Regions from separate parts of the Homo sapiens genome. Here region 1 is linked to region 2. The links are chromatin loops, found by intact Hi-C in ENCODE. Cell type or tissue: heart right ventricle. All regions are shown on one strand.

Evidence for each region. A loop is a pair of places that touch in the nucleus more often than their neighbours do. Peaks named below come from ENCODE experiments on the same cell type or tissue, not always from the same donor. Only the 100,000 strongest peaks of a DNase experiment are listed, where the experiment ranks them.
Region 1: a loop joins it to region 2, with 8 times the contacts of the local background. A loop is called at or near these places in 8 of 110 quality-filtered maps.

The regions. Positions count from the first base shown.
Region 1 is chr7:27,901,387-27,903,886 of GRCh38, forward strand. All of the region lies in intron 2 of JAZF1 (JAZF zinc finger 1), which reads right to left. Among named protein-coding and RNA genes, the nearest start is that of TAX1BP1-AS1, 160 kb to the left of the region's middle. In heart right ventricle, no CTCF peak of the experiment used is centred here; no DNase peak of the experiment used is centred here; H3K4me3 peaks cover 394 bases; H3K27ac peaks cover 418 bases.
Region 2 is chr7:27,209,141-27,211,640 of GRCh38, forward strand. No RefSeq gene overlaps it. Among named protein-coding and RNA genes, the nearest start is that of HOTTIP, 10 kb to the left of the region's middle. RefSeq lists enhancers at 1,207-1,707, 1,708-2,208. In heart right ventricle, CTCF peaks have their summits at 1,382 and 1,581; a DNase peak (open chromatin) is centred at 1,391; H3K4me3 peaks cover 436 bases; H3K27me3 peaks cover 2,500 bases.

The sequences.
Region 1 (2,500 bases), 690 kb after region 2:
TATAACTCCACAGGGGGAAAATGTCAACTGCTGGTCCAGGGAGACTAGTTTCAACCACAAACTCAGGAAATGTACACTATTTGCTGGAACCTGGGCAGAGACTCCATTGCCACCTCACTCCATGGCCAAAACACCTGAGTCTAAGTGACCTGCTGGGGAAAAAAATCACTTGGCTTTCACTGGATCAGAGAACTCAGAAACTGAAGTGACCACTTGAAACTGCAGTCTCAGAAAAAACTGAAAACTCCAAGATGTGTGGTGTGATGTGGCTGTGATTATGAGACTCTGGAGAGGACACATGGTCCAGAGGCCTGCACTGCATGTCGCCAGGAGGCTTGTTCTGGGGCAAAGAAACTGGTGGCCTCCGGGAGTCACTGTATTCACTTTTGTGGTCCTAGTTTTTCTACCTGTTAAAATTGAGATTTGGTTTTATGGATATATGGAATACATCACTGCTAGGGTCCTTCCCAGTTCTAACAGTGAATGATTCCAGCAATAGCACTGTGCAGTATTTTTCAAACTTTGTTTTGACTTCAACCCATTATAAGAAACGTATCTCACGGTGCGACCTGGTGCGCTCACATGTATAAATAGGCCTGCAACCTGCAATTTTGAGATCTCCAAAGCTCTGAAACCTGAAATTTTTTAAAAATAAAGTTTGGCACTAAAACATCATTGGAAGGCAAACTAACCTGACTGGGTGAAAGGCTACTTACAGATTTTATTGTATTTACTGAAAATATTCATGTGTTTCACTGTATAAATATTAATGTACGTGATTATATGGGGCTGCCCCAGACCCTAATGGGGGTATTATGTAATATGAAGTATTTCTACTATATTATCTTTATGAAATCTAAAAAATTATGAATAATGAAACATTTCTGGACTCAAGGACAAGACATTTTAATATAAATATCTGAAACAGAAATTTCACAAAACAATCTTTACTACATGTGATATACTCTGTCATTTTCCTGTTCTATTTCATTTTAACAAAATATGATGGTCATGACCACCACATTGACTTCTTGACCCCCTGGGAGGTCATGGTCTGGAGTCTGAATATATTAGTGTAGCAGTTAAGAGGGTGGGCTTTGGAGGTAGACTGTCTAGATTCAAATCCCTGATCCATGCCCTGCTAGCTGTGTGATGACATTGGGCAAGTTACCTACCTAGCCTTTCGGTGCTGCCATTTTCTCATCTATAAATGGTGACAATGACAGGTCCGACCAAGGGTTGTGGTGAGGATTAAGTAAGTTAATATTCATAAAGCACTTAGAACAGGGCCTGACACTTCGTGCTTAACAAATGTCAGGTTCCTGGTTCATAAAAGAAGTGATTAACATGCTGGGCACGGTGGCTCACGCCTGTAATCCCAGCACTTTGGGAGGCCGAGATGGGCAGATCACAAGGTCAGGAGATCGAGACCATCTTGGCTAACACAGTGAAACCCCATCTCTACTAAAAATACAAAAAATTAGCCAGGCATGGCAGCATGTGCCTGTAGTCCCAGCTACTCAGGAGGCTGAGGCAGGAGAATGGCGTGAACCTGGGAGGCGGAGCCTGCAGTGAGCCGAGATCGCGCCACTGCACTCCAGCCTGGGCGACAGAGCGAGACTCCGTCTTAAAAAAAAAAAAAAAAAAAAAAAGAAGTGACTAACACTTGTACTGGAAATCTTAACTCGCAAACCTTTCACCTTCTGCCATCTACACTAGCATTTGGTTACTTTGGGGCACGGAATATTAGGATTTTAAATACTGCCATCATGAGTTTTGCTGATTCTGAAAGCAAAGAGCCACCTTTACTGATTCTGCAGGCATTAATGTTATTTTTATTTATTTTTTGGCTCACTCTGTCGCCCAGGCTGGAATGCAGTAGCATGATCATGGCTCACTAGCAGCCGTGTGATTTTCTCATGTCAGCCTCCTGAGTAGCTGGGACTACAGGCGTTCACCACCACATCTGGATAATTTTTTGTACTTTTTGTAAAGATGGGGTTTTACCATGTTGCCCAGGCTAGTTTTGAACTCCTGGGATCAAGCAATCTGCCCACTTTGGTCTCCCAAAGTGTTGGGATTACAGGCGTGAGCCACTGTGCCCGGCCCAGGCATCTATTAAATTGCAATGGTATCTATTAAATGGCAATCACAGGCAAATTCAAGAAGACAGATACAATAACTACTCATGAACAGAAAAAGAAGGTTCCTCTCATTAGACAACACGCTGGGGCCCATCTATAAACTCATACACCTCTTCTTACTTCCTGGCCTTGATTTCTAGAGTAGAACAAAATTATAGAGGGTCTTTCCAGCAGGACAGGCAACAGGAGACCCTCCATGCCATGAGCTGCTGGACTGACATCCTTCCATCCAGCTAAGGGCTGTTCTCTGCTTGGCAGATTCATCAAGTTGCACAAGGCTCTGACTTCGTCTGCTAGCAGACCCTCTGTAGAACATCACATCCAACTATGCTTCATTTGAAGTTCAAAAGCTTTGT
Region 2 (2,500 bases):
GAACCCTGGAGGAGTATGGGTAGGCAACTTGATGGGTAAAATGGAAAAGGAAGAGGCCGCTTCCCAGAGGCCTGGCCGATGCTAGGTCCCAGAGACTTGAGCATGACAGGGTGGGGGGCCTCCTACAGAAGCCCTGGAAACTCTATCGGTAGAGCTGCCTGTGGGGGCTCCACAATGTCCTGGGATTCATACATTGAAATGTGGAGCATGGTTCCTTGGCCTTCTATATCATTCCCAAAAGGAGTATACTGGTGCCACTCTTCCTGACAATTCTAGGATGATCTAATGCCACAACTAATAGACTGAGAGAGCCTGGGCAACATGGAGAAACCCAGTCTCTTTAAAAAACACAAAAATTAGCCAGGTGTGGTAGCATGTGCCTGTGGTCCCAGCTACTGGGGAGGCTGAGGTGGGAGGATTGCTTGATCCCCAGCAAGTTGAGGCTGCAGTGAGCCATGATAGTACCACTATGTTCCAGCCTGGGCGAAAGAGTGAGACCCTGTCTCAAAAAAAAAAAAAAAAAAAAAAAAGACTGAAGGAGAGAACTCAGACTCAGACTCAGCCAAAGTGGTCAGCAAGGAGGCACACCCCTACAAGGCGGACCCCATTTGAAGCAGGCGAAGGCACCCAATAGAGAACCTGCAGTGAGCATCTCAGAGGCACATGGAGAGGCCTGCACAGAATTCTCTATCTTTTGGCCATAAGGTTAGGAGGTGCTGGTGGGGCCAGAGGAGCTCAGATAAGAGCCAGCTCTCTATATGTGGGGCTCATTTCCATGGGGTTGTGAGAGAGGCCAATCCTTCACAGAAATTAGAATCTGGATGCAAGAAGGCAGCCAGGATCAGATCTGGCCAGATGGCCCCACGGCAGAGATGGGGAAAATGTCACCTTCGAATCCTAAGAAGCTAGGCTCCTGTGCTTTGCCAAAGGCCTCGTGGGCAGCAGTCTGTAGCTCCAGCGGTTTTGCATGCCAGCCTCTGGACTCACTTAACTTCTGCAGCAATCTGTTGGTCCCCAGAGCCACTCTGCACCCTCCAGGAGAACCTACATATGGGCGCTCCAGGGATTTGCCCGCATTAGGATCAGGAGCCCCAGGAAGAGTTAGATGGGAATCCAGGCATCCTGGGCCCTGTGCTTTCGGTGGACAGCTAGATCTTTCTTGTCAAGGTGGAAATAGCGTCTCTGCCCTGGGTGGGAACCCAGACCCAGCCCTGCAATCACGCAGGCAATAAAGTAAGCACTCCACTGTCGACGGGGAGGCCAGGGAGAGAGAGGCTTCTCTTTGAGGCCTCCCACCCCCATCCAATCCAGGAGGTTGCAGTCGCTGTGGGCGGCGGCGGAGGATGCTCGCAGGACACCGCTGCAGTTGCGACCTCTTCCCACTAGATGTCTTCCCAGTTAATCGGAACTCAAGGGCGCTGTCTCTGCTCCTCGGGCCGAGACTCGGTTTCCCCTGCCGCTTTTTGAAGTCTAGCATTCCTCTGTGAAAGCTGGCTTTTCCCTTTTTTTCCTATACTCCCCTTCCCGCCCTGCGCTCTAAATCCTGGCTCTGGAAATCCACCAGAATCAAATGCTGGCTCCCTGCGGGCCCGCGTCGGAGCGGCTCACGCCATTGGAATCTTTTTATGACCTTTGATGTGTTTAAATAACATGGCAAGTCTGAGCACACACCTCGGATTAAACTTTAATCGGCTGCAGTCAAGGTCGCCCAGGTGGTAAAAGCGTTTCCTCCGACGTCTCCTGGCAGACGCTGCGGGGTCCAAGGTCTGGGGCAAAGCCCTAGGCCCCCGCCATACCCTCCTGCCTCTGTCAGGCCTGGGTGGGGGCCAGGCCCAGGGCCACCCCATCGAGCTCCAAAGAGGACTAAGGAAATGGGATCGGAGGTAGACACTCAGGGTGGGCTAATGACCTGAGCACAGTTTTTATAGCTGCTAGACAGAATAGTTAAAAATTCCAAGAAGCACTTTCAATTTCCCCTGACTCCAGAAACTGGTTGAAGGTCTAGTCATGGTCAGTGCCTTATTGCCTCCTCCCCATGGCTCTGCTCCCCTAGGGAGAAAGGGGGTGCTGGTAATGATGTTGCGGCCAAGTTAGCTGACTGTTTTTAAGGTCACCAAACCCATTAACTGTGGGCCAGGATCTAGAACCCAGGCTAAAGCAGCCCTTCTGTGTGTCAGGCTAGACAAGGTTGGCTTCAATTTTATCTGGGATGAGCATATCTTTCTGAGCCAGTATACCTGTCATGGAGAATTGTCATGGGCAGTATTTAGGAAAAGCTCCAAGAACAGGGCAGCATATGTAGTGAGAGCTTACCACTGTGCTTTTAAAAAAGAAGGAATGTACAAAAGGGCTAGAAGGACAGACAAGTCATCAGTAACAGTGCTTCCCCTGGGAAGAACTGGTGTTCAGAGGATCTGAGTAGAGAATTTTTTTTCTATAAAATCTTTTTGTAGTGTTTGTGAAGTGCACCAATTGTATGTATTAGCTATTGAGGTTATAC